7 separate regions of the Mus musculus genome follow, and regions 1, 2, 4, 5, 6 and 7 are each linked to region 3. A link is a loop called in an ENCODE intact Hi-C map of the cell type or tissue named here. Cell type or tissue: left cerebral cortex. All regions are shown on one strand.

Evidence for each region. Peaks named below come from ENCODE experiments on the same cell type or tissue, not always from the same donor. Only the 100,000 strongest peaks of a DNase experiment are listed, where the experiment ranks them.
Region 1: a loop joins it to region 3, with 4 times the contacts of the local background. A loop is called at or near these places in 4 of 42 quality-filtered maps.
Region 2: it touches region 3 in a loop (4-fold over the local background); 8 of 42 quality-filtered maps call a loop at or near these places.
Region 4: it touches region 3 in a loop (6-fold over the local background); 31 of 42 quality-filtered maps call a loop at or near these places.
Region 5: it touches region 3 in a loop (2.0-fold over the local background); 12 of 42 quality-filtered maps call a loop at or near these places.
Region 6: a loop joins it to region 3, with 8 times the contacts of the local background. A loop is called at or near these places in 41 of 42 quality-filtered maps.
Region 7: it touches region 3 in a loop (4-fold over the local background); 7 of 42 quality-filtered maps call a loop at or near these places.

What each region holds. Positions count from the first base shown.
Region 1 is chr2:27,982,059-27,986,058 of GRCm38, reverse strand. It overlaps Col5a1 (collagen, type V, alpha 1), which reads right to left. Exons shown (of 66, transcript NM_015734.2): 28 at 966-1,010. Among named protein-coding and RNA genes, the nearest start is that of Gm13372, 49 kb to the left of the region's middle. In left cerebral cortex, a CTCF peak has its summit at 1,994 (motif pointing left); a DNase peak (open chromatin) is centred at 1,984.
Region 2 is chr2:27,924,634-27,928,633 of GRCm38, reverse strand. It overlaps Col5a1 (collagen, type V, alpha 1), which reads right to left. Exons shown (of 66, transcript NM_015734.2): 3 at 379-592. Among named protein-coding and RNA genes, the nearest start is that of Col5a1, 40 kb to the right of the region's middle. In left cerebral cortex, a CTCF peak has its summit at 1,688 (motif pointing left); a DNase peak (open chromatin) is centred at 1,684.
Region 3 is chr2:28,201,968-28,205,967 of GRCm38, reverse strand. It overlaps Olfm1 (olfactomedin 1), which reads right to left and starts at 279. Exons shown (of 6, transcript NM_019498.2): 1 at 1-279. The coding sequence starts at 18. In left cerebral cortex, CTCF peaks have their summits at 442 and 1,646; DNase peaks (open chromatin) are centred at 398, 826, 1,639 and 3,978; H3K4me3 peaks cover 877 bases; H3K27ac peaks cover 1,878 bases.
Region 4 is chr2:28,303,252-28,307,251 of GRCm38, reverse strand. No RefSeq gene overlaps it. Among named protein-coding and RNA genes, the nearest start is that of Gm13373, 99 kb to the left of the region's middle. In left cerebral cortex, a CTCF peak has its summit at 2,337 (motif pointing right); DNase peaks (open chromatin) are centred at 2,365, 3,061 and 3,880; H3K27ac peaks cover 1,758 bases.
Region 5 is chr2:28,276,550-28,280,549 of GRCm38, reverse strand. No RefSeq gene overlaps it. Among named protein-coding and RNA genes, the nearest start is that of Olfm1, 73 kb to the right of the region's middle. In left cerebral cortex, a CTCF peak has its summit at 2,240 (motif pointing right); DNase peaks (open chromatin) are centred at 1,406 and 2,236; H3K27ac peaks cover 918 bases.
Region 6 is chr2:28,416,683-28,420,682 of GRCm38, reverse strand. No RefSeq gene overlaps it. Among named protein-coding and RNA genes, the nearest start is that of Gm13373, 14 kb to the right of the region's middle. In left cerebral cortex, CTCF peaks have their summits at 559 (motif pointing right) and 2,408 (motif pointing right); DNase peaks (open chromatin) are centred at 582, 2,420 and 3,981.
Region 7 is chr2:27,770,381-27,774,380 of GRCm38, reverse strand. No RefSeq gene overlaps it. Among named protein-coding and RNA genes, the nearest start is that of Gm39777, 66 kb to the left of the region's middle. In left cerebral cortex, a CTCF peak has its summit at 2,307 (motif pointing left); a DNase peak (open chromatin) is centred at 2,292.

The DNA of each region.
Region 1 (4,000 bases), 220 kb after region 3:
TCTAGAAATAGTGGAAAATGGAAGACCTTTTGGCCTGATCTTCCCAAAGGGTGGCCAGGTGGTTAGCACCCTGAAGTTCAAGGTAGACCACACAGGCTCTACCTTGAGATGTCCCCAACCATAGCCCTTAAAGCAGTCTTTAGAGAATAGTTTTCAGGCTATCAGATCAGTCAGTAATGGAGGCAAAAAACTGTCCACAGGTACCCAGTGAGAAGCAATGTATACCTTCCAAGCATAAGCAGATGCGGGTGTCAGGTCTGTTCTCATAGCCTTTAGATTCCACAGGGAATGCCACAGCCTGACACAAAGGGCAACCACACCCAGTAGTTACAGCCAATAGGATGGAGCTCAAATGGTCGGATCCCATCCAAATGCCAGGCCTCTTACCACCAAATGGAGGGACAGAAGTGGCTGGCTGCTGCACAGTTCCACAAGGCTCGGGATATCTCTTCTGCCAGGGGTACTGGGCACTCTGACTATGTGATTCAGGGTGTCATTATTTAGCTTTGTATTAACCAAGATGATCCACATAGGCCTGATATACAGCCTTGAACATGGCAGGCAGTACCACATTCTACATTGTGGCTTATATGCTAAGTGTCACCGGGCTGCACGTGCCTTCACATGCCTTGGCTCTAAGCCTGAGACTGGACTGTAAAACTAGATAGACTCTGTGTAGGAATTCTGGGCCTCTCAGGTGAGAACTGACTACCATGAGGACTGTTGCCTGCAAAGGACCCGCAGGGAGAGACTTGGGGGACGAAGGTATGTGGATACAGCCATGTGGCCACCCTAGGGCCTCCTAGGTAGATGCTCTGGGCCAGCCCAGGAGATGCTGACAGTGTCATGATCCCCAGTCTCCTTTAGGACCAGGACGGCATCAATTCCCCTCCACATTCGGAGGCAACCCCATTGAGTCCTGTACCACACTGAGACAGCCCACCCTCAAGGGGATAGATTCTTACCTTCTCCCCCTTGGTGCCCTTCAGACCTCGGATGCCATCTGCCCCCTGTGCAAGCAAGAATAGAGAGTGATCACAAACACGCACAGCCCAAGAGGGAACAGCTCCCACAGGCAGTATGGACCAGCCTTAGATGAGTCCTCATCCAACATACCTCCATCTCTGGAGGGAGGGGTACTTCCTGTTCTCTCATTGATTGACAGGAGCTCATGTGAGGCCCCCACTGTCCTTAACTCCTACCCTGGCCTCTGCACAAACATCCATACTTTCCCCTGCCCAAATTACTCAAAGGCCTGATATTGCCTTTCTAACGGCCCAAAGCCCTGCCAACAGTTTCCCAGGCTAGCATGCCTGCCTGTTCTAGGAAGAGTCCCCCAATCCTGCAGCTAGGAAAAACTCAATGCAGGCCGGCGAGTTAAGATCCTGACCCTTTCTGTGGCCTCTGAAGATGTCCCAGACTTCTGCATGCCTGTTTTCTTATCTGGAAGTGGATTGACAAGGACTCTAGCCTATCTCTACTGTTTGAAAAAGGGTGATCTGAAAGTCCTCAGGGCAGTGCCCTGTGCATACTGGACATCCAGTAGAAAAATGCTGTGCACTGGCTGTTTGTGTTAATTCTGCATTATCATTGAAAGGTGACATGGTATTGCACCAACTAATGTCACAATGAGTATGGCTGGCCTCAGCCCAGGGTGGACATGGAATCCCTGTTAGACACAGCTCTAAGGACACACAGCAGGCCCCCTTTCTTCTATTATCAATGGTCCCAGTCCCTCTGTTGTCAGAGGCGAAGTCATAAAACCTAGTAACAGATGGAGCCACAGCTTAACCGCCCATGCCTTCTGACCTTGGGCTCCTGAGAGGGGTGACATTTACCTACATGGACTCACTGTTGACTCCAGGAGTTGCCTCAAGCCACCTCTGCCTAGGACCGCAGAGGAGTCACAAGGCTCAGTTTCTTCATGATTGAGGCTGCAGCCTGGGCCTGAGCCACCTTCTAGACCCAGGTGCCACCAGCTGCCCTCTGCTGGCCAGAGATCCACATAGGCTTGGTAGTTCCGAGGTTGGGGCTGGGAAGAGCTTTAGAAAGAAGCTCTTTGGAATGGAGACATACAGACCCAGGAGTCAGGGCTGAGATCTGAGCTTTGACACAGGAAGGTAGGAGCTATAAGCCAGGTGGACAGGTACCCTGAGATCTCAACCACTGGAAGGAAGGAGGGCTTGGAGCATCAAGAGACAAGCCCATGGTTGACAACATCCTTACTCAGTATCCCATGATGCACAGCTTAGAATGAAGAATGGAGGGGCAAGAGGACAGCTGCTGAACAGGATGGATCTGGATAGCAGCTGGGTCAGAGCAGCTCTTGCTCACTCATCCCAACACCAAATAAATGGATGTGGGTTGACAGCATAGGTGCCCAGCCCATTAGGATCCTGGCCCTTGAAAGCAGCCATGGATGGAATGGCTCTAAGGAAGGAGTGCTGACTCTAGGGAGTCTGCTCTGTGCTTGCTCAAACCTGAGTCAATGTTGGGCAGCAAACTGAAAAATGAAGAGGAGCGTAGAGCAGACATGGAGATATCATGACATGTCTACACAGAGTCCGTGAGCAAGGCTTGCCACATGCACCTAAGTAACAGGAGTTGAAGAACATCTGTGGTCCAACAGATTCAGGAAGGTACAATGTGCCCTGTCTGGACAGCTGCCTTGGAACCAATGGTTTCTGGGCACTGTTTTTTGCCTGAGATGCCTTCTGGATATCTAGAAGTCTCCATAGGAGAGACCTAGAGCCCCACCCACCACACTCTTCCAGGCATCTCTGTGGTGGAGAGAAACATAAACAGAAGAACCCAGCAGAGATGATCTCTCAGGTTCAGGCCTGCTGACACAGACCTGCAAACCCAACTGCTCATGACCCTGAAGCTGACACAGACCTGCAAACTCAATGCTCATGACCCTGAAGCTGACACAGACCTGCAAACCCAACTGCTCATGACCCTGAAGCTGACACAGACCTGCAAACCCAACTGCTCATGACCCTGCAGCAGAAGGAGCATGAGTTTAAGACCAGACACCTAGGCAACTTAGTGAGATTCTTCCTCAAAACAACGATTAAAAATAAGGGGGTTATTTAGTTTGGTGGTAGAGTGCCCAGGGGATGTGGGCAAGCCCCGAGTTCAACTCTTGGTGGGAAGTAGGGGAGCGGGGTGAGAGAGGCTGTCTGCTCTTTCCACCTTATGAGGCTGCAGTGAGAAGAGCCAGGCTGTGAAGGAGAAAGCGACCCTAACCAAATGATGATCTGCTTGCACCTTGACCTTGAACTTCCAGTCTCTATTACAAAACCCTAGATTGTGGGATTTTTCTTATAGCAGACAGGCCATGAGAGAACCCCATCTTGGAAGAAGCCTGGGTAGGAAATAATCAGATCTCTCTACCCTAATGGTGACAGCTCCCACACCTACCTCTGCTGTGCCCGTGAGCCTGGCACTCATGAGGTGGCCAACACCACGTCAGTTCTCAAGAGCACACGGGGCAGTACTATCTCTTGCTCTTGTGAAAACTGTCTTAATGCTTGCTTCCCTCTCTGCTTCCAAGTCTTAACTGGATTGCTCATGTTCTGAGTGAATTTGAACCAGATCGATAGATAAGAGCATTCTCCATAAACATTTTAAAGTAAACACCTTTCAGCTTGCAGAGGAAGCCTTACGCAATTAGCCATGTATAGGAGCTGCCAAAGGCTTGGGGTAGGAGACAGAAATTTGTAAGATAAACACACGTAGAGCTCCTATAATCAGCGCTGCTGCTCAGTTATCTCCCTCCCAGCCTTCAGTAGGCACAGTGTCAGGAAAAGCAAGCTTCAGGAGGAACCTGACCTGCCTAAGGCTGCCATCTTCGAGAGGTCACTCTTGAAACTAGGATGTCAGGGTTTCTGAGGCACAGAAACAGGGCCATTTGGGTTCAAGTCTAGACGCGGGTACCATGTTTGGAGGGATTCCAGACAGTCTCTGAACACGGAGGTTGTGAGCTCCCCACCCTCCA
Region 2 (4,000 bases), 280 kb after region 3:
TGGTCCCCAGGGATGCCACCAGCAGAATTCTGAAGATAGGTCTTTGTTTTCCCTCACTCACACAGAGACTGTCCAAATCCAAAAAGGAAGTCCCTTTGGGAACAGGTGAGCAAGGCCATGTCCTCTGCCCCTTCTGATCTAGGGCCAGCACAGGGCACACATGGTGCATTTTACAGGACAGCAGGGCTAGGGAATAGCAAAGGTCCCCTAGAGTTTTAGAGAAGAGAAGAAACAAGCCCAAGCCTTTGAACTCCATGTCCAGCGCCCCACCACCTGGTACCCTGCAGGTGAGCATCATAAACCATCTACTATCGGGCTAGCTGCCGCCGCACTCTATCTGGCCAGCAGCTCCATCCCCTACCTCAGTGGGATACTTACTTGCCATCGGACAAGTTGATGCCAGGGAAAAGCGGATACTCTTCAGGCCCGGGCTTCCCTGTGTGGTCCTCATAGAGGAAGACAGGGGAGCGGCCCAGCTCCAGCCCCAACTGCTGGATGCCCTGCTCATTGTAAATGGAGACTAGGAAGGCCTGGCTGCCTTTCTTGGCTTTCACGGTTGTCAGGATGGAGAAGTCCTCGGGAAAACCAGACTCTGGAACAGAAGACAGGATGAGAAGGCCATAGGAGAACCCAGACCCTGGCCAGCTATGGCAAGCTGAGACTGATCTGGCAAACTCTGCTGTGGGTGGCACTCCTCTTCAGCTTATCCGCCCTAAGATCAAACCTCTACAGCCTCCTCCACCACCAGGGTTCAAGCTGGCCGTTCAAGGCACAATCAAAACACAAGTTTCTCTAGGAAGGCCCTTCCGGTGAGGACCCCACAACACCCTCTCCTTGGCTGCGAGCTGCACCTCTGTGCATCTGCTTATGAGTCCTACTAGGGACCCACTGGACTCAGCAGCTTAAGGGGGACCTTTGAGTCTCCAGCTGCATCAAAGGCTAAATATACTGTGTGCCTCATCCAGTGTCGATCACAAGGGATGTGAGGAGTGGAGGAGAGAGGAGTGGGAGACAGACTTGAGCTCGTCTTGACTCACATGGTCTGAGGATTCCTTGTCAATAAGCTCATCAAAGAAAAATCAGAAGCAAATTTTAAAAATACTCCCAATTTAAAATTTTAAGAAAAACAAATATCTAGTATGTTGAACAGGAAAGCCTGTGCCTTTCAAAACAGGAAGCCCCTTTTTTGAGTACCTAAACTCACTCCTAGCCCTGAGAGCACCTAAACCCACCCTCAGCTGGAGCTCAGTGAGCCCTTGGCTGCCCCCTCCCCATGGAGCCTGATGGAAATGTCAACTATCCTCCTATGATTGAAGTTTTGCCACCAACTGCCTGGGTCTGATAGGATGTAAGCCACACAGTTACTTAATGTGAAGGAATGCGATCTAGAAATATTCCTTCCTTCCCCCACCCATGGATAGGGCACCTCTCAGATCCCTCAATGGGTAACACCCAGCAAGGAACTGGCAGAAACAGACTGACGAAGCACCAGGTAGTGAGGTACCACCAAGCCACACTGTTTCCTCTGTAGATGCTGGGAGTCTGAGTTACGGGCTGGGATGAGGCAGGAGTGTCTGGCTATTCCATTTTCTCCTTTAGAGTTGGAACAAGGTCAGCCACTTGGCCCAGTAGGCCACTAGTCACTGCTGTAGCAGGCTTTGTCACAGTTTCCTTGCAAAGCTATCCAAGGGTGCCCTCTGTTGTTGGAACTGCAGGCTGCAGGTACAATGCTGGGGAAAATCAAGATGTCCTAGATCTGGGGTTGGGGGCTGGGGGTTGGGGCACAAACAGGACATAACGACTTAACTGCTCTTCCCTCCCGTTTCTGATATAGGGCACAGGCAGAGAGAGCTAATGGAGGCTGTGGTCGCTTCTGACAGGGAAACTGCAGATCCCAGGGGTGGCACAGGGTATGGTGGGATAGGAAGCCAGTGGAAGAACTATCCCATAGGGTCACGACCTCTCATCAAGGTCAAGGGGACCTCAGACTCTGATGTGGGATAGCCACGTGTCCTAGCCCAAGTCAGGAGCCCAAAGAGGCTGGGTGTGCAGGGGCCTGTTTGTGTGCTGGGCATCACCAGCTCCCCTGGGCTCAGAGTGACAATTTCAGGCTGCTCTGATAGCTGGTAATGATGGCCATGCACCTACTTGAGGTAGTTGGGGAAAAAAGGACTCCACTGGGGGACCTGCTTAGCCTGCTTTCAAGTTCCAGACGGGAAGCTTCTTGGAAGGGGACATGCGAGCCTGCACTGTCTTGTCACCCTGGGTGCCACACTGCACCCTCTACTAGGCAGGGGTGTGAAGGAAAACAGAGGTCTCCACCTTCACTGGTGTTGATGGGCACTGAGAACTGCTGTGCCTACCCAATTGAAGGCCCCAGTTAGCCCTGCCAGTGGCTGGGCGCTGTACCTGTAGGACGTGGACACCAGAGCGGACCCTACAGCAGCCGGGAGGTCACTGTCTGCATTCAGGGTGGACCATGCGGTCATTATCCAGTCTCTGTGCCCACCCTGACTCTGTGTCATTGACTGAAAGGATGAGACGCATGGCACATGAGAGAGTCCTCTTCCTCCATCATGATCTATGGTGGAGGGCAGCCAGCCCATCTCTCCCAGCTCATTAAAATGCCCCTCCTCAATGTTTAAAATCACTATGGTAACAAATTTTCTCAGCTCAGACAAAACTTGGAAAAGATGAATTATGTTGAACATTAATCTCTCTCCTAGCAAAATAACAATGGATTTATAGTCCCTTTAAGAAGGTCTCTCTTCACTACGACAGGAGCTGACACTGTACGCCAAGCTTCCGGGTAGTCTGGAGAAGTGCATGTGCGGTCTGGTGCCTCCTGACTGATCTCACTCAGAAAAGCCACCACAGTGGAGGGCCAGCAGCTCCGCTCATGGGGTATCCTCCCTCTTCCCACCAACACCCAAGGGCCCCGGTCCACGGCGGGGATACAGTAGGCAGCTAATAAATGCAGCTGCCATGGAATTGACTCTCCCAGAGAATCTCACATACTACCATATGGGCAGGATGGCCACAGCCTCTCAGAGAAGACACAGTTCTGCTCACTGAAGGAATGCAGTACCTCTGACCTGCTGCTGTATTCTTACACCATCCTGGGGCCCCGTATCCCATGGTCCAGCCCAGGCAGCCGCACCCTGCTTCCCATGCATGGCCTTTGTCTAGGGCCAGCATTCTGAGATGTAATTTATCCTGTGGTCTGCAGTGGACTGGTTGGACCCAGGGCCTCTGGTCAGTAAGGATAGGAGGGAGCAATAGGGGTAGCTGGTCAGGGGCTGCTCCTGGAGCTAGCTGAAGACTTGGGATCCTGGAGTAAAGATGGAGCCCTGGAAATGGGGGGATAAGGAGAAGAGCTCCTGGCCAATCCACCCTATCTAGTTCTGAGTGAGCCAGAAATCTCAGGTACCTCCTCAGAGAAGGATGCTGAGGAGAACAGAGGGGAGACCTCAGTCCTCAGTGGAAGAATGGTGGGGACTGGTTCTCCACACACAAGGTGAGGCCAGGGGTCAGGCCTTAGTGTCAGTCAGGAGACCATTACAAGCAGCTGGTGCTAGCTGGGTAGACATAGGAGCAATAAAGCAGTATACAGGGAAGTCCAGGACCGTCTTCATGCATGGCCTGCTAGTTTCTTTTAGATATGGCGCCCACCCTGTGGGGGAGAATGGCCAGATCTTATGCCATGAACAAGCTAGCCCAGCCATCTAAAGACCCAGATCCACACAGCCCATGAAGGAAAGATTATGCTGCTCACTAGGATAAGGCTGTCTTGGGAGATCAGCCCATAACCAAGGGCATCATTGAGCAAGCACTAAGACAATTCCAGACATCTATTCATGCTCTACCCAATCCAGTCTTGCTGCGGTTGCCTGGAGCCCTCGGGCCTCCTAGTGCAGCTACCACAGACAGCCTCCCCACCCTGGTGTAGCCAAGGAGCTCCTGCACTCTGGAAGAAGGCACACAGTAGCTAGCAGCCACC
Region 3 (4,000 bases):
CAGCAGCGGCACCGACATCGCGCCTCGAGTGGCCTCCTGCGCCCGCGCCGCGCCGGCGCCGGCTCCCGCGCCCCGGGCAGCCTCAGGCGGCGGGCACCACGGCGGGCAGGGGCGCCCGGCCGCGTCCCCGCGCCCCCTCTGCCCGCCGCCGCCCGCCGGTCTCTGCCTCCCTGTGCGCACTGGCCATCGCCGCGCCGCCCCGGCGCCGGGAGGTGACCAGGCGGCCCTGCCCGGCGCGCGCTGCCTGCCCGCGCTGCCCGCCGCTGCAGCGTCCCCGCGCGCTCCGCTCTCGAGAAGGGCCACCGGGTTCTGAGCGCGGCGCGGGCTGTGCGCGGGGGCCGCGGCCGGGGGGCGGGGACAAGGCCGGGCGGCGGCCGACGCAATCTGCCCAGGAAATGGGTGGATTTTTCCTCCGAGCTCCGGCTCCGCGACGCCCCCTGGCTGCAGGCAGCGAGGTCTGCAAACCGGTCGGCCGAAGAGTTAGGGTCACCCAGGAGGACGGATAAAACGCCGCCACAAATCGTAAAAAAAAAATATAAAACCTCAAGAATCTCGCATGGCACCCATCCACAGAACACCCCCTCGCCCAGCTCTCTCGGTCACCCTCACGGTTTTGTCTCGCCCAGGCCCGGCCTGCTTGTGGTCAAGGGTCTCCTCCCCTGCTGCTGGGCTTGCCTTCCCTGGTGGACTAAGTCCAGTCAGTTTGGGGTGTCTCCTGAGCCCCAGCAGGAAAGAGTAGCTTGGGTGGAGTCTCCAGTGTCAGCGCAGGAGTAAAGAGGTAGCTACAAAGTGAGAGACACTGCTGGGAACCTTGGACAACTACCTCAGAAGGAGGGGACAGTTGGAAGTCCTAGCGGGGGAACACCCTGGGCTTGTGGGAGCAGGTTTAAACAGAGAGGGACTGGAGGGGGGCGGTATGCCTGCTGTGCACAGTAGAGGATGAAGGAGAGAGAGTGTGCCAACCTACCGTCAGGAGCTGCTGGAAGCATAGGGCTCAGGAGGAACTAGAGGGGCCACACCCATGATTGTGGGGTATGGTACATGCACGGGGGGCGGGGAGGGGCGGGGTTAGAGTATCTGGCGTCTATGCTGTAGGCTTAGATGGACAGGGGTCCCTCGCAGGGACCCAGATCAGGGCCAGGCAAGCTTCAGCAGTATCTGTGCCAAGACTTGTAAGTCTCAGCAAAACAGAACAGCCGGCAAACACAACTTCATAGTGCTTTTGACTTTGAAGCAAGCCCTCTAAGCTGAGGAAAGCCAGTTTCTGCAGGCATTCCTCCAAGTTGTTCCAGTCCCGGGCAGGGAAAGCCAGCCTATTCGCAGCCCCCTACCCCTGCGCTCTTTCCCACCTGGTCAATTATAGACCAGGAAGAGATGTCAGAACAAAGGCAGGCCTCCTGGGGTCTGCCAAGAGGGATATGACATCTTCCGGGGGCTTGTCTCTCTGTGTTCAGTCCTCATTTGCAGAGAAAACGTCAACAGCCAAGATGACCCTGGCCCGAGTGCTGGGCGTGAGCCCTGCTGGCTCAAGAAGTCAATTGGAGTTGTTTCTCTGGTTAATGCATGGCATTCATTGGTGCCTCCAGTTTGGGTCAGATGCCAGCGAATTACAACTGTTAGGGAAGGGCGCCATCTCTCCGTGAAATCTGGTACTGCAGTCCAGTCACACCCAGTGGTCCTGCTGGATGCAGCAGCCGGAGATGCAAGGCTCTCTGCCCTACATCCTCTGCCAGGCATTTTCTGAACAGAATCAGGGCCGTGGCTGTGTCTACTCACTTGCTTCCTACTACACAAAGGTAAGGAGCGCTTAATGTTTATCAACAATTTCAAATCCAGCCCAGTACAGTCCTCAAAGTTCTCAAGGCGTCTCAGGAGTCATACCTTTTATTGAATTCCTACTTAGTGCAAGATACACAGTGCAACATGCTCTAAGCTCTGTGTCAGATGCAGCATAGAGACCATAACTGTCTTTGTTAGGCACACTCCATGGCCAAGCACCATTAAACCTTTCCTGCTCTCTAATGGGCAGAAGTCCCTCCCAGAGGTCAAGTGACCTTGGGGTCAAGGGGAGCTCTGCTATGAACTTGTATGAGACAGTGACCTAGCTAATGAGCTTTATTGAGACTCAGCTCTCTCATTTTTAAAATGGGCTTGACGATAGTAGCTTTCTCCTGTGATGTGTTAAGAGCGTAGGAATAAGACTGGCCTGCTCTGGTGACAGTCATTGTCACCTTTTCAAATGATAAATATGGGTTCAGCCAGCAACCTGTGCAAGGCAGGCTGCGGAGCTGGGCTTTGATATAAGGTGTGATGACCCTGAGCCCTCTGACACACCTCTGGAGCTGCTGTCAGTCAAATATCACAAGCAATGCAAGTATTTCCTCATAAGGAGAGAGGTGGGGATTTATAACCATATAGATATAGCCATATATCCATATAACTATAGTGGTTTCAAAGAGTTCCTGACTCTGTGTTAGGTGAGTGATTTCCACAGGATCCACAATTGCTGCCCTGAATTGGAGGAGTTTAACTTAGCTGGGCTTTTGAAAGGAAATGGAATTCAGAGTTTGAAACAGTGAAGCTTTGGTCTGGTCAAGTAGTCCCAGGAACAAGTAGGTAGCCTTTCGTACCACTGGCCAGGAACTGTCTCCCACCCTCACCTCAACAGGTCACTGTGGAATGACAAAGATTTGACCTCCAGCTCATACTTCTTCTAAGCCTATGTAGGGAGCCAGAGGTTCAAGGCTTCCCTAAGAAATGGATTAGAAGCACTCAACGTAGTTGATCAACTCACATAGAATGCCTCAGAGTGGAACTGGCTGTTGAGAACCAAGCTGACATCGAAGGGCAATCAGTAGGCCAGGTGGAAGGAAATTCTAACCCTACCCACACTGATGCTTGTCGAAACTGGTCACCTCAGAATGTGTCTAAATTGACAGAGAACTGAAGAAACACACATCTGATCATTTCCTAATGCGATTGGAACAGAGGTGTACAGTGAATACAGAATTGCCCTTTCAGCTCTAGCTCAAGTTTTTCCACCCCACCCCCACCCCCGAAGCCTGTACACCTGCAGCCACACCTGAGCCTCTAACTTGAATCCAGGTCTCTCGACTTGCACCTGCATTTGTGTCTTTCCACATGTACCTGAACCTCTCCACTTGCATCCATACCTGAGCCCCTCTCATGTAAATTGAGCCTCTTGACTTATACCTGAGTCCTCCTGCTCCACCTGCTCCTGTGTGTCTCCACCTTTATCAACACCTGAGTCTCCCTTACCTGAATTTGAACCTCTCCACCTGCATCTGAGCCTCTCCATCTGCATCTGAGCCTCTCCACCTGCACCTGAGCCTCTCCACCTGCACCTGAGCCTCTCCACCTGCACCTGAGCCTCTCCATCTGCACCTGAGCCTCTCCACCTGCACCTGAGCCTCTCCACCTGCACCTGAGCCTCTCCACCTGCACCTGAGCCTCTCCACCTGCACCTGAGCCTCTCCACCTGCACCTGAGCCTCTCCACCTGCACCTGAACCTCTTCACCTGTATTCCAATCTCTCCAACTGTACCCTAGCCTCTCTCACCTGTACCAAGTTGCTCTGACTTCACCTGGGCTGAGAGGCTCAAGCTAATTTCTGCCTACTCTTCCAGGCCCAAAGCAAAGTCCTACTCAGTCTTTTTACAGATTTGGCAGGAGGGTCTACTGTCCCTAAGGCATTTGTGAAGGACATCTGAAAGAGTTGGCGTTAAGTGCCATTTGATTTAGTGTTCTACACAGAACTTCCAGAAGTGATCCTTGGATTGTGGAAGAATACAGGCATTTACATTAAAGCATCCAAACTCAAGCCCCAATCTCTACCTGATTTTCTTTGAAGCGGGGGCTAGCCCACATTTGCCACTGAATAATCATCCTAGTGACGGAGTAGGTGCTGTGCCCAGACAGTCCTACAGATTTGCCATCCAGGATGTTACAGAATGGGTCCTCTCAGAAGCTTACAGGGGAG
Region 4 (4,000 bases), 100 kb before region 3:
ACACACAGCCTGCTGTGGGGTGAATCGTGATTCTTGGAATGGCGCTGGGGCCACCTATACGGGCAGGGACAGTACCTGAGCGCCAGAAGCTTCCCAGGCAGTCTGGGGAGTGCATGTCAGAATAGCACAGTGTAGCAACAGCCAGAGGCTCTGTGGGAATGCCTGATTGGAGTCAGACTGGAGGACACTTGGGTAGTGCCCAGAGATACGCCCAGAGAGCTAGATGTCCTGGTGAGAGAGCGGGGAGGGCACAAGCAGACCTACATGGGGCATAAGGAGGACACCTCTGAGGGCCGGGACACACAACATGGTAGGTCTTGGTATCAAGTTTAGATCCTAGTGAAGCAAGGTCCCAGGTTTGAATGAATGCAAGGAAGTGGATGAAGTGTCTCAGGAGTCTGTGACCCTGGCCCCGACCCCTCGGGTGGGAGCCACAGATCTCAGGCTTCTACGTTTTCCCAGCAAGATTCCATGGAGGTAGAAAGGGCAGTGGGGACCCCAAATAAGGCCATTCTAGGCTGCTCATCCATTGGTTAACTTATTAAAATTGGCCATAGTGTTCAGTTAGAGCCCCAGCTGACTAGAAGCTTCACTGGCTGCCTTTGGGGTATTAAGTGCCCCATTGCTAGGGGAGTTCAAGTGAATTATGCATGTGTTATGGGATTGGAAAAAAGACAGGAACTTCAAGGATCCTCAGTGTAATGCCATGACGTTTAGACATATCCCGTTTCCCCAGCGTGGTACTGCAGGATCATTGCCAACATGGGTACCTACCTGCCTTGGGAGCCTAGGTCCCCCTCCCTGGCTCCACCCCACCCCCACCGCCATCTACCTCCTGATTGAGGCTTATCTATTAACCAATTCTTTAGTCGTGCTCCAAGTCTCCATAGAGCCCCAGGGTCATCAACCCAGGGACTGTACCTGACTGCAGCCAGGTACCCAGCTGCTTCAACATTTCTATCTCTCAGGAAGAAGTAGAAACTCAGCAGGGAGTCTTAAAAAAAAAACAAGTGATCATGCTAGGCTTTCTACTGGGGTCTGCTGGGCATGTCAACTGGCTTCTGACACCTAAGATGGAGGACCCCCAAACTGGACAAGGAATAACAGCAGGGCCTGGAGTGGGGGGAAATACACATGCCCAGTAGGAGGGATGACGTACCAGATCCTCAAGACCTCCTGTGGGCACCTGGAAACCTGCGGTAGTGGGTGCTGGCCTATGAAGCTGGATGAGTGAGTGGATGGATGATTGACAGCTGTCAGGAAACAGACCATCTAGAAGGGATGAGGACTGCACTGTGGACATCTGTGAGTAGCAGGGCAGAGTGGAGTCTGGTGTCCCAGGGGCTGTCACACTGGCTGAGGAGAGGATCAGCTCAACCTAGCTTTATGGAGACAAGATGGCCTTGGAGGATCAATCAGGTAGAGGCTGATGAAAGGAGGCCCATTACGTGCTGGTCTGGTCATGAGTCTCTAAGCCAGCAGTTCTCAACCTGTGGGTCGTGACATCTTGTGGGGAGGGGACAAACGACACTTTCACAGGGGTCACATATCAGATATCCATCGAATCAGATAATTTACATTACGATCATAACAGCAGCAAAATTACAGTTATGAACTCACAGCATTAGGAAGGTCGAGAATTGCTGCTCTAAGGCAGGCGTGGCAGAAGCAAGGCAATAGGAAGCCACAGCAGATGATGCCTGAGTGGCCCAGAGCCTGGGCTCAACTTTGGGTTCAAGTCTTATGGGCTCCATGCTCTTCCCTCACATCCACCTGCAAGTTGTATATGCCTGTGCACGTGTTTTGTTAATGTGAGTGCATGTGTGCCTGTGCCTGTGTGTGTTCATATGGGGGCCAGAGATGGATAGTAGTAGATGTTAGACATCTAATGTTCTCATTATCCTTCTTATTATTTTGTTAGCTGGTCTTTGGTTCTTAGAAAAAGCATTGTCAGCCCAGATAAAAATCTTTCACTTAAATTTGCGACTTGGGTCTGTCCTAACTCAGAATCCAGGCACACTCAGATTTTAGGGTGAGGAAGCTACTGGAGGTGGCAGGCACCTGTCCTAAGTGACAGTGGTCCAGTACCTATTGTAGGCGACAGTGTTTTCCTAACTCACCAATGAGACAGACAAACCTACAGAGGTTTGTCTGAGGCAGATAGATCCCCTTTGGCTGGCTGGATCTGCTTCTTCCTTCATATAGGGATCCCCCTACATCTTAGAGTGGGCATAGGGAACAGGAACAGGGGACAGGGGACAGGGGCAGGACAACACCTTCCTTTACAGCTCTCCCACATCAGGGTAGGCTGGACTCTGGACTCAGAGTACCTATGCTTCTCCAGCAGGGGTCGCCCCTGAGACCGGGAACCCATACAGGGCACTAAAGCAGACTCCTCTGTTCTGAGTCTCCAGGCTTCAAGGTGAGATGGAGTGGGGGACACCATTCCAGAATTCTATGAAGCTCACTCTTTCTGGGAAAACCACCTCGACCCCCAATCTGGGAAGGGCCTCACCCTCAGCCTCTGTGTACCAAGAAGGAGAAGAGGCCAGCCAGGAAGAGATACCCTTCCTGGGTGACTCTCAGGCTCCACCACCTTACACTTTTTCTTGCTGTTAGAACTCAGGAAGAGGCCACCTCACCATCCTTGAGGTCATGAACTATGAGGAGGATCCAATGAGGCAGGACAAAGGGGGCCATGCAAAGGACCCCCCAGAAGTTCTGCCCTGGATCCCAAGGCGCCATCAAAGATGGCTTCTTTCACGTTCACTGCTTGTGGGCACACTGTGGCTCTTCGGCCCGTGCCTGTTCCGAGTCAGGCAATGGCACTGGAGACCTCAGAAGAGCCTGGCTGCAACTGGGCAGCACTGGTTGGTCAAGAGGCCCTACAGAGGCTCATGCAGAACCATGCTGCCGGGGGGGGGGGGGGGGCGGCTGGCTGGGAGGCAGCTTGTTCTGCAGCCTGAGACCAACATTATATATTTAGGCAGAGTAGGTGGCTGCCTACTTGGTGTGATTTCACAGGCTCTGGGGGGCCCCTTCCAAACCCCAAAATACCTCCTCCACCTGCTTCCTGCTGTAGCGGTCCCTGATAAGAACAGCTTTCTATTCCCGAGTTAGAAAGCAGGCTAGCAGCCCCGTGCTGCAGTTGACTGTTGTTGAATCAGGTGTATGTTGGATCTGAGGCCTGGTGAGGAAAGGCCTAGCGTGGACTTCCAAGGCCCTTGTGTCTCCAGGAACCATTGGTAGCCAGGCCTCTGATTCTTAATTGTGGATCCAGGCACTTTGCAAAAGTTAGGGATGCTGTAGGAGTCTTCCACATATCTGTATTGGTGACAACAGTGCCAGAGACTTAGGAGATGGACAGTCTCATGCATTCATGCATTCATGCATTCATTGTTGTGTACTGTGACATGCAGAGAGAGGACAGATGTCCCCAAGGCATATGTATAACCAAACTTAGCTGACAGAGCAGAGCATTTCGAGTTGAGGCTTTGTAGGCAGATAGGCGTTCACTAGGCAATGGGAAGAGATGATGTCCCCATGCAGTAAGATGGGCTTGTGGGATGGCTCAAGGCAGCCTGGGGTTAGTACCTCAGAGGATCAAGAGTAGCTAAGAGGAAAGCCAGCAAGACAGACAGACAGACAGACAGACACACACACACACACACACACACACACACACACACACACACACACAAAGCAGGCAGGAGCCAGCCTTCTATGTTCAGCCAGTCCATATGACAGCATCTAGATGTACAGGTTAGGAAGTTCTACGGCTCACAGAAGGATCCCCAGAGTGTGAGGCATGGCCCCAGAGTGGAGGAAGGTTGGCGGCTAGGACCGTAGACTCCAGCTGACCCCTCTCTCTCACCTTAGCTTCCTTATCAGAAGGCCAGGCTAGGATTCCAGCCTCCTCGGAGAGGTCAAGTAACAGGCTTTGCTAGCCCTCATTGTTGGCATCATGTAGCCAGTGAGCAAGCTGTTTCATCCCTCAGGC
Region 5 (4,000 bases), 75 kb before region 3:
CCCCCCAGGCCAACTCAGGCTTCCCCATGTCTCAGGCTGTGCATTCCCACCCCCCAGAGCTATGCCTCAGCACTTCCCATAGCCCAGCATCCAGTGCGGCATGGGATAAGCACAGTCAAACTTCCCGAGTTCCACCTTCCCAAGTGGCCCTGCCCAGTGGTGGAACAGACAAGGGCCCCCCAACACTACACAAGTGCACACACACAAGCACAAATGTAATTTTACAAAGAAGCAGAGAGCAATGAATGCTCAGCCTCTGTCTCATTTTTATGTAGGATCTGTGATGCCCATGTTGGGATTTTCCTACCTTAGTTAACCCAGTCAGGATATCCCTCATAGGTGTGGCCAGAGGCTTACCCACTGTCGTTCCTAACAGGCGTGCCAAGAGGCTTGTCTCCCTGGAGATGCCAGATCTTGTCAGGTCAATAAGCAACACTAGCCTTTACCCTGCATACACCCCATCTCCCTCTGTCCCTCAGTTCACAAGGGAGACATCGCACATACCCCATTTCCCCTCCTAATGCTGTAAGAACACACTGCTGGGAGCAAAGGGTTAATTTCACTTTAAGGTTACAGTCTGTCATCAAGGGATGTCAAAGGGACTTAGGGTATGAACCCCGGGCAGAGACTGAAGCAGAGATCATGAAGGAGCACTGCTCACTAGCATTCTCAGCTTGCTTCCTCCAGCCCAGGATCACCTGTGTAGGGGCAGTGCTGCCCACAGTGGGTTGGGCCCTTCCACATCAGTCATTATTAATCAGGAAAATGTCCCTACATACTTGTCCCTACAGGACAATCTGAGAGAGTCAAATCATGCAGACACAAGCATCCTGCAGATAGGCCTGGGTGGTGAAGGCCACCTGCTGATTGCCATAGGACTGAGTCTGGGAGTGGGGGGGACTCTCCTGTCACATTCAGGTAGCCTCAGCTGTCAGTGTGGCTGAAATGTCAAGGAGATCCCGAGCCAGCACCACCCATTGCTCTACTGCTTGGTGCTTGGCACTCTGTTGATAGCACAGCAGTCTCCATGAGGCTCCCAAGGCACACAGACACAGGTCCAACTCAACAGGAGCCCAAGACTCTGCTGAGGACCAGCCACTGGAGCCCTGGACACATTCTAGTTTCTTTTCACCTCTGTTCCTCCACAGTGGGACTTGGAAATCTGACTGCACATGGGAGCAGGCCTGAGGTTTTCCAAGCAGCCATAACCTGGACGCTAGTGTTTGGATGGAGCTAGAGACTTTACCAGCAGCCACTGGGCTAGGCAGGCAGCTGCAAGTAGCTTTCCTCTCCTCCACTCTGGTGGAGGCCCCGGGGCTCTCGAGCCGGCATACTTTGGAGTGGGGAAGATGTGGAAATTGAATTAGTCTGCACATTTGGGCTGCTGATGGCTTTCCTCAGAGCCATTTCGCTTGCTCCTTTTTAATCTCCTCCTTCTATTTATAAGCAGCTGGCAGCTAAGTGGAGCTCGAGAGGACGTTCCAGGCCCTGACTGCCTGTCATAACCCTTTCAGGCTTCCCTTCCCAGCAAGGAAAGAGAGCTGTGGCCCCACAGCTGAGCAGAGCCCACAGTGAGCGGGATATGCTGAGGGCCTCCTGAAGGATGTGATGGGGACCTGGGAATAGGCCACAGGTGGAGATATCGGTGTGCAGGTGCACCGGTTTTGATTTCCAGGACGTTTGCCTTCCCTTAGCTCTGGACTCCTGGCCACAGTGGATCTAGCTCCTGAGGACCACCTTATACCACTTACTGAACATACACTGGCTTTTCACCCCTGGACAGGCCCTGCCTTTCAGCCTCACTGTGCTTATGGCCATGGGGAGACCTTTAGCCTAGGGCTCAGCCTCTCAGGGGCTCAAGAAATAGTCACAGTCATTATTCCTAAAGCCCAACCCCTGGGACTACCCCAGCGTAAAGGTCAGAGTGCTTCCTTTAGAAGATGAAATACGAGGCTGGCATTGTGTATGGGTGGGTGTGGGGTCTGAGGTGTGAAAGGAAAAGATGGAGGGATAGAACAGGGCCCCACAGTTGGCTTTTGAACAGCTGTTGTTTAGCACAGGCTGTGATAAGCCATGTGGGGAGAAGCGTCTGAAAGATGGGCAGTGAGAGACAGGCCAAGGAGAGATGCCCAAGCCTCTGGAGGGAGGCAAAGGGAGATCATACAGGGAAGCATAGAGAGGGGAGGAGGTGGGGCGGAGTCAAAGATGCGCAGAGCTAGCAGGGGATGCTAAGCGCGCAGAGCCGGCAGGGGGCACCATGGAGACTGTTGTAGTGGAGAATGTTGAGGTATGGCGGGATGTCAGAGTGCAGAGGGAGTGAGGCAAGGCAGAGAGCTGGCAGGATGTGAAGTTAGCCATGGCCTGAAAGAGTATGGTATGCAGAGATGGCCCATGTACTTGTCTCTGAGAAAAGAACACTGATTTACATAGAGGGTGGAGCTCTATGCACCTGACGTGGTTGCTGGTCTCCCGAACCCCTAGCCCTAAAGCCCAAGACCCTGAGAAAGATGAGAATTTCAGAGTTTATGACAGGTTATACAAAACTGGTTGCGCAAACACTGACTAGCATCCCCAGTGGCCTTCAGGAACTATTGTTTGGAGAGTGGGGCCGGGCAGCGACTGAGCAAATACTAGGGTAGGAAGTCACTGTGCCCACGGGTGGGTGGGAAGCCTACAGGGTGTCAGGGCAAGTCAGGCTGGAAGGATCCCAGAAGATTCCAGAGACGCAACAATGGATGGTCTTTAAGAAGAGGCAGAAGTGGGGTGGGGTGGGAAGGTGTTGGGGATGTTGCAGGAGGGAAGAGAGGCCTGGGAGGAGAACTGACTTTGCAGAGAGGTCTCTCTGGTGGGTCAGCAAGGAGGGGTCAAGCGCCTCAGTGGAGAGGTGTGTGGAGTGTGCAGGCTGTGAACAACTGGTCTTGTTGACCATTGGCCTTCCTTCCTGGCAGCTCTCTGGGCTGTCTGTTCTCTGCCCATCTGTGCTCCTGTGGGGCAGCCCCTCCCACTCCTCCACCCCCAACCTCCCCACCCCCAACTTCAGGGTGCTTGGACATTCGTGTCAAAGATGGTCAGTTCTCCGTGAAGAAAGCTGAAGAGGGAGTCCAAGCACGTGGCTGTTCTGTGGGAGTCACGTGTCTCCCGTCACAGTGCTAGCTGGCAGCTCATGAAACCTTGCTCCTCTGGGAAGCCACAGTCCTCACTCTAAAATCTAAACATGTCAAAATAATGCTAGAAAGATGCGCCCTGTTGCCCCACTGCCTTGACGCAGAGGTCTAAGGGCAGCCGACTGTACCCACAGATGCATCAGGGTGTGGTGGGGGGTCACCAGAGTCTGCTAGGGCTGGCTTGGCCAGAGAGTCCAGAGGCAAGGGGCCCATCTCTGTCTCCAGCCTTCACTGTGTTTCTCACCAAGTCTTCACCTTTTAATAGACAGAGCTATATTTAACCAGCTTGACAACACCTTTGTAATCCTTCATCCTTAGCACTCAGAAGTAAAAGCTGTTATATCTGAGAAGGTGCCAAAGCTCTTGAGCACCCTAGAATTGTGGGGTTGTGTAGAGGGCATGGGTCCTGGTGCTCACAGAGGCACCCCGGGAATCAGGAATGTTAAACACTCAGGGTTGTCTCTTTAAAGAAAGAGATGTATAACCTGTTTTCTGCCCAGAAGGCTGGAAATGGGTGTGGTTAATAGCCTGGTGTCCTGTGTGATCCGCAGGGCTATACCTGGTTTCCTTAGACTTTTATGTTTATCTTAGACTCTTCCACCCTAGACCTTTCTCTTGATCATTATCTCTTGGTCAATAGAACCCATCTTTATGGAAGATGTCACGTGTACTTTACACATGGAGCAGAGTCTAGGTGACCCCTGGGCTATCTGCAGGCCACACCCCACTCCTCCTGACTTCAGTCAGTCTCCCTAGATTTGGATCTTGAAAATTCTTTCTCAGTCAATAGAACCTATTGTTATGGAAGGGGTCGTATGTACTTTGTAAAGACTTTG
Region 6 (4,000 bases), 210 kb before region 3:
GGTTACAGGCTTGCACCGCTACGGCTGTATATGTGGTACTGGGATGGAGCTTAAGGCCCGTACATTTTATGCATGCTTGGCAAGTGCTCTTGCAGCTTAGTTTTATCTCCAGGCTGGCTTTTCCTTCTCAGCTCTAGGGCTGAGCCCAGGGCCTTGTTCATGAGAGGCGAACACTCTACCACTGAGCTAGGCTCAGGTTTAACTTTTTAATTTGAAACAGAAAATCCCAAAGCTGGCTTTCAACTCCTTCTGTAGTCCAAGCAGGACCAAAATTTGTGATCCAACTGCCCCACCTTGAGTATCTGAGATTATAGGCCTGCACTACCAGGCCCAGTGAGAGTCTCACTTGTAAACAGGTGTATTACCTATTTTTTTTTTTTTTTATCCTGGTGACTCTTTAGCTTCTCCTGTGCCCACCCTGTACGTGAGATCATTGTCTCACCTCACTGTGGTCCTTGTCCTACTTCTGGCGTTTTGGTAAACCTGGTCCCAGTGGATCCAGGCCTTCCCAGCAGGCTCCAGGAACAGGCCTTGCAGGAATGCTGGTGCCACTGGGCACAGGGAGGAGAATGACCAGCAGGGGGCAGCAGCGTGCTTCCTTTGATTTCTCAAATACTTAAAAACAACCAGTCAGTCATCCCACCAGCCCTTGGGAGCCTAGCAGGGTAGGCTCTGGGATGAGCACAGGATCTCTCTCTCTCTCTCTCTCTCTCTCTCTCTCTCTCTCTCTCTGTCCCTCCCTGTTCTTTGTTCCGATATGGCTTCTTAAAACCTGCACCCACTGAGGTTCCCTGGCTTCCATTATCCGACTCTGGTAAAGGAAGGGAGGTGTCCAGGTTCCGAGGTAGCCACTGGTCATATACTCCAGAATGTGGGAAGGGAGGCTGGTTGGAATAAAGATGGTTGTTTAGATGTCTGTGCTTGGTTCCAAGCTGTTAGAAGGAAAAAAAAACCAACTGCAAACAAACAACATAATAAGTTTCCCGTTGGCCAGTGTTGTAGATACCCTGGTTCCAGAACTACATTAGTAGAATGAGTTTTCTGGGCTCCTTTCGCTTTCTGGAAGTGCTAGGTATAGTGTTATAGGACAGGCACACCTAGAGAATCAGCTTTGCAAAGACCATTCCAATCTGCCCTGCAAAGTTGGTTGTCGAGTCTCCCCAAGGACAGCGAGGCTCTCTGTGGTTCTCATGGGTGCTCCTGGGGTTCAGTAGGTTGGGGGTACACCTTGTCTTCCTGAACATTCTGCTTCCCACTCCACAGCCTACTTGTGAGCAGCTCTTGATGCTGTGGTGAGAGAAGGGGTGTGTGTCTCAACTCTGTCCCTGATGACCAGGGGCAGAACTTGTTCCCAGACCTCTGCTCCAGAAGTGGAAGTCTTGTTTCAGGGGGGGGGGGTCACTGCAAGGGTCACCTGTCCTCTGAGGCTGCCGGCCAAAGCCAGGCTGTTGTCACTCACTGGGTTCTGCTCTGAACAGGCAAAGATCCTGGAGGAAAACTGAGGCAGGCCAGGTGCTTCAGGCTGCTGTTACGTCACAAAGATGGCTCTGCTAAGTGATATCCTGGTCCCTTGGCTGTGGACCTAACACCAAGGCTCCATCTTGTTCCTTCTGCCCTTCCTGCTCCATACCATCTCTGCTCCCTCCTCCTGGCTGGACTCTCCCCAGGTTATACCCACAGCCTAGCCTGGCACATCCTGTGCCTTCCTGTGGCCTTGTGAACTGGTAACTTCAGTGGCCCCACAATCACAGAGCTCTGCAGAGTTCCTGCATTGGCCATTGCCCCCCTCCCCCAGCTTAGAGAGACTAGACTCCTATCTCCTCTCGGATCTTGCTCCTGGGACTGCAACCCTGGCTCCTGGCTCCAACTCGCCAAGATGGAGGGATTCACTTCCCTCTAGAGTCCCTGCCTCCCTTCTCCTCCTCCCCCATCCCAGGTTGTATCCAACTCTCGGCTGCCTAAGTCAGTCCCAGCTGCCTCTAGCTCATCAGTTTGGCTACTGCAACCTCTTCTCAGGCCTCTGAAGCTCTGGGCAGTTTCAGGAGAGTGACTCTGCTGGTCCTCTGTCCTGCCTAGCTGAGGAGGGAAGCTCAGACAAGAGCCCAGTGTGTGGATCTCTCCAAAGTAGCACTGGCTGCCCCAGAAAAGCCTTAGCACAAAGAAAAACACAGACAGTTTGTGAAAGGTGAACTCTGGGTCTTGAGCTCCACCATGTTAGAGACAGGGACCCTCACAGCCAGGAGGCTTCCGACTGTCTGTTAGGCAGGTGTCTTTCTTCTTTTCACTTTTCCTTAGGGACAGCACCAGGTTTCCATTTTCAGCCTCATGCCTTTTTGCCTCTGGGCCCCAGGATGGCTGGAGGGGTGGTGCCAGGATGGACAGAAAGTGCTTGTCAGCCTGCAGCCATCCACCAGGGGGTGCTGTGAGCTTATCTATAATGGTTAGTGCCAAGTAGCTGGTGTCTAGCTAGTTATTGACTGGTGGCTGGTGACTTAGGGAGGCAGGTTGCAGAGCTCTGGGACTGCAGTGCTGTCCGTGTCAGAGGAATAAGGAGCTTCACAGGCCTCAGCCTGTGTGGGGCCTGGGTACTTCTCCTGCTGCAGCTTGGGGTGGGCACGGATATGTATTGGGCAACCACTGGGCACAGAGCAGGGGCCTGCAACCTGGAGACAGAGGTCCAGTTCAGTGCTATTCACTGAGTGCCTTTGGTGGGTTCTTCAGCCTCTGGTCTGGTGTCCTGGCCTCTCCACTGTCCTGTAGTAAAGTTCCACCTTAGTTGGAAAGCTTTCTGGTCATTATGGGTTGTACCATTTGGGGGCTGTTTGGGAGGTGTGGCGGTCACCTTGCATGTCTCACTGTACTTGGCTGGTCCCTCAGCCAAGGGGCAGCCTGAGGGTCAGCTCTGATGGGGCTGAGAGTAGTCTCATGAGATCCAGGCCAGAAGGGGCTCAGTGAAGGTGGATGGGCCAGAGAGGTGGACAAGGGTCTCCATATGGAGTCTGCCATCTTAAGGCAGGAAGGACATGTGAATTTCAAGGGTGCAGGAAAGGCAGGAGATAACCTGCAGCTTGGAGGGGTAGATGGAGCAATGTGGGTAAGGCAGGCAGTGGGGTCCTCCTGAGACAGGTCAGGGTAGGCCAGGATGAGGGCACACCTACAGGACAGGCCTAGAGCAGGAGTCTCCATCACCCTGTGGCTGTTCACAGCTTTTCCTGACATAAGACTCAGGTCTGGAGAGGTCAGGAGGGCCTTGACTAAGTAAGAGAGGGAGGGATGGGAAAGGGTGACACAGAGAGACTGAGAGACACATCACACATGTGCATATATGTGCATATGCACACACACTCACAAACAGACACATACACAGACACAAGTACATAGACACAGACATACACACAAATGCACACATACACACACACACATATACACAGACAGACACACACAGATGCATATACACAGACACACACACACAAACACACATACATACACACATATACACACATGCACACACAGGCACACACAAACATATACACACACAGACACACACACAAACACACACACAGACATACACACAGAAACACAGACACAGACACACAAACAGACACATACATAGACATACACACACAAACATACATACATACACAGATGCACACACACGCAGACACACATACAGACACTCATACACACACAACACACACACACACACACACACACACTCACGAGTCTATCTTGGCCCTCCAACCCTCTCCACACAGTCAGTATGAGGACTCAGCAAATATCAAGTGCCTGGCCCCTCCATCCTGCCCTAGGAACTCATGGCTTCAGGCACTCTGAGACCTGACTTGGCCTTCAAGGCATGCCATGGTCTATCTGGAGGGTTTGCAGGACCCCATGTCCCTTTTTTGTTTCATCCTTGTCTGATGGCCTCTCCTGGTACCTGTGCTTCACCAGGCAGGGCCCCGCCCTGTGGCCTCATTCTGGCTATAGAGCTCATTGTGCA
Region 7 (4,000 bases), 430 kb after region 3:
GAAGTAGCGACGTGGCAGTGTGGGGGCAGCCACGTCTACAGGCCTGGCGGGCGGGGGAGTGGCCATACTCAAAGAATCAGGCACATCAGACACCCTTCAAAGTCCATGTCTTCTTCACCCCATGCCTAGGATCCTGAGGACATGGCTGAGGGGCTGAGGGGTTCACACTGCCTCTGGCTCAGATGGGGAGGCCTCAGCCAGACTGTGGCTGAGTAGAGACCAAGGCACTGTGGTCGAGATCAGGCCCACGTTCAGACTGACCTGGCATCGGGCCAACTACACATGTAGCTAGGGTCTCCATGCTATGAAGGCGGTGGCTAGAGCTTTCATTGAGATCAGTCTTCGTCTGAGCTGGCAGCTGGGTTCACCTCACCTGGATGAGACCACCTGGAGACAGACACAGTCCCTGGTCAGGTAGACACTGGAGCAGAGGAAAGAGGGGATGGACTCTACAGCTTTGCAGGACAATCATCAGAGGCTCCAAAGCAAGCAAGGGCCACACAGGGCCACACAGGAGCACACAGGGACAGGCATCCCTTACTGAAGAGCTATGCCCAAGGCTCAGGGCTGGACCTGGAACTACTAGGCCACAGGCACTATGGGAGAGCTGTCCACAGGGGCACATGCTATGTTCCACCATTCCTGGATGTCAAGGAAGCCTTTCTGGGAGCAGTGGCCAGCTTCTACTGCCCCACAAAACACTAAGCCTCAATGCTATCTTAAGAGATGCTGGCCCTACCCAGTATATTCCTGCCCTGGAGTGCTGACCCAAGTAGTCAGAGAGAGAGGGAGTTGAGGCCATCAAGGGGTCAGCAAGCTAGGAAAGGAATCAATAAACTGTAAGGCAAGACCTATGAGCCCCAGGCTATTACAGAATGACCCACGACACCTCCCTGTCTCCTGCCCTCCCAACCACTCAACTGAAATGCTAGTCCTGAAGCTTTGGGTCTCCAAGGCCACCTCAGATCCAGGGATGTGTTGAGAGCCTTGGAGCTCCCGGCAGCTCTCCTAACGCTTGGGGCTTGCTTAGGGACAGGATGCATGCAGACACCAGCAGAGAGGACAGAGCCCAGGAGAAGCCAGGCCTATACTGTCACAGGTTCCCATCCAGAGAAGGCGTGTTGTCTGCACGGTCTCCTGAATGTGTGTGAGTGAGCCAGGTGAGCCTATGGGGCCTCCACACTGGGGAGGGGGTTGTTACTGGAAGTGGGCTGCCTGAGCACCATGTAAGAAAATTGCGGTCTCAGCTCTGCTGAGATCAAGTGACCTAGCATGGCTCAAGGCCCCACCATAAATCACACTGTCAGCAAGGACCACTGAGGTGACCCGAGACGGTCAGGCAAACACAGACACTGTCAGGCCAGACTCTCCAAGTGGGCTGAGGTCAGAGGTCACCTACCAGGAGTTGGGTCAGAGCCATGCCTTTGGAAACTGTGCAGGGTGTGGCCAAACCAAGCCTGCCAGGTTAACCCTTGACTAGATAGTCTCCCCAGGGCAAGGTGGGCAGGGAGGCCATCACCTTATCTCCTGTGAGCCCTGTGGGGGCAGCAGGAGAGACAGATGGTAAAACCTGGAGAAAATTTGACCTTCTGTAGGAGGAAGGTAGGGTTGTCATGACAGAGGCCATCACATGCCCAGGGCCCAAGACCACCTAGGACAAAACCTAGATCCAACTGGTCTCCCACTGCACACTCCTCCCACCCCCAGGAAGCTTCCAGGATCCAAGGCTGGCATGGCTGCAATAGGTGTGGCCCCTCCTGAGAAGGACCACAATTTCTTTCCTTCCCTTAAGAAGGTCTTAGACTTGTGTTACCATATCTGTGGGGTCTCACTTGTTCCCTCCTGGGACCCCCAGGCAGGTGGGGATGGGCCACCTCAGCCCCGGAAGGAGGCAAGCAGTGCTCCTCCCAACTGAGGGAGCGCTATTATGGAGGAGGGCTCCATTAGGTACCAACACTTGCCTGGTTCCTGCTGGGGAGCCAGCCCCACAAGAAGAGGGCATTGAACCAACAGCAAGAGGGATTTCAGTTAGACTTGAGGAAGATTGTCAGAGCAGAAACCTCCTTACAGACGGGTTCCAGGAATTCCCTCTGTGTCTGAGCCACATGGGAAAAGTTTCTGGAAGCTTCCCAAGCATAACACAGTGGTTGAGCGCAGCCTTGGTGATCTCAGAAACGCTTAGGAAACAGTAGTTGGACCCAGTTAGAAGAGCCACAGCCCCCTCCAAAGTGCAGAAAGGAAGGACTGGACCTTCTCCAATCACAGTGGACAACTGGCTCTGCAGGGTCTCTAGGGCGCCACCTGCAGGAGGAAGAGTGAGTTTCTGCTCTGCCCAGATGGCCCAGGCAGGGCAGAGGCAGCCAAAGGCAGGCCATCGGGTCTCCCAGATGCAGCCAGGAGAGGTGCAGAACAGGGTCTCCTGGCTCCACGTGCACAGTAGGGGCGCGGAGCTTGGCTGTGACAGAAGACTTCACTTCATGGTTTCTTCGCAGCGCCTGGTGTGAGGGCCACTGAACACACCTGATTCCTTCTGGCTGTTGGTGATCTTCTGGAGACATAGCCAGAAATGACATTGAAGGTGTTCTTTGCCCTGTTTTGTCTTTGAAGCTCAATTGCCACATCACCTGGGAAGACTTACCAGTCCCCTTGCCCACTGGTACGGTCACTTCACTATAGTGGCCCACTCAGCCTGTACCTGCCGCCAGGATGCGGCCTGGGAGAACACTCCAGACCCTAATCGGACAATAGAGTGGGTCTAAGCACATGACCTGTGGCAGGGCCCAAGGGAGATGTGCTGGCACGGGAAGGTATACACCAGGTCTTGAGGACCAGGATCAACATTCAAGTAAAAGTCCCTTATTTATGGCTCATATTGAATTCATGTGGAAATGGAAACTTTCACATACTGGGTTAAATAAAATATGAAATTCACTTCACCTGATTTTAATGTGGCTAGCAGGAAGTTTTCAATTTTCAGATGCATATTTGGTTCATGTGAGTTTTCTGTTGAACAAAAACTCTGCGTTTGCCTGGAATCACGCACATGGCCTAACCACACATCTCCAAAGGTATTTTCTGAGTGATAAATGGATGGATGGATGGGCAGATGGGGGATGGACCATTGGACAGGTGGACAGATGGGTAGACGGGTGGAGGATAGGTGGATAGATGGACAGATGGGGAACTGGGATAAATGGAGGGACAGATAAATGGGTGGTAGATGGGTAGATGCATATAGATGATGGATGGATGGATGGATGGATGGATGGATGGATGGATGGATGGACAGACGGGTGGTAGAGCAGATGAGTGGATGGGCAGATGGATGGATGGATGGATGGATGGATGGATGGATGGATAGATGGTTGAGTAGATGAGATGGGCAGATGAGTAGTGAATGCATGAGTGGGTGGGTGGGTAGATGGAGGTATGCATGGCTACATGGCTGGGTAAACAGATGAATATATGGAGAAGCAGTGCCTGGAGACAAACGTCTCCCATTGCCTGAGGCCCTGGCTAACTGCCACACAGTTCTGCTCTGGCCCAGCACAGACAGCTAGTTAAGCCCACAAAACCATAAGCTCCCTTCTCTGGATGTGCACTTAACCTAGTCATCTGATTGTCCCCACTGGGGCTCTGGGGGCCAGAGACAGCAAGGGGCTGTCAATGTTTTCAAGCACACTTCCAACCATGCTGAAGGACTGGTACTCTAGGACACAAGGATAGAAGGTCTGCTGAAGTTATTCTGTTCAGCACCCGCCTCTCCCACTCTTCAGCCCTGCACACCATCAAGGAGCAAGCAGGGGCTCTGCTGTCCTCTAAGGTCATTCCCAGGCAGGACCTTGGCCTCCTGAGTCTGGGGCAGCATAGGTGAACTCATCTGGGCCTTGAGGGTCTAGGAAATGGTTGCTAGGAGACCTGGTAGGTGTGTGTGTGTGTGTGTGTGTGTGTGTGTGTGTGTGTGTGTGTGTGTGTGTGATTGATCTGCACTTAGTGAGGT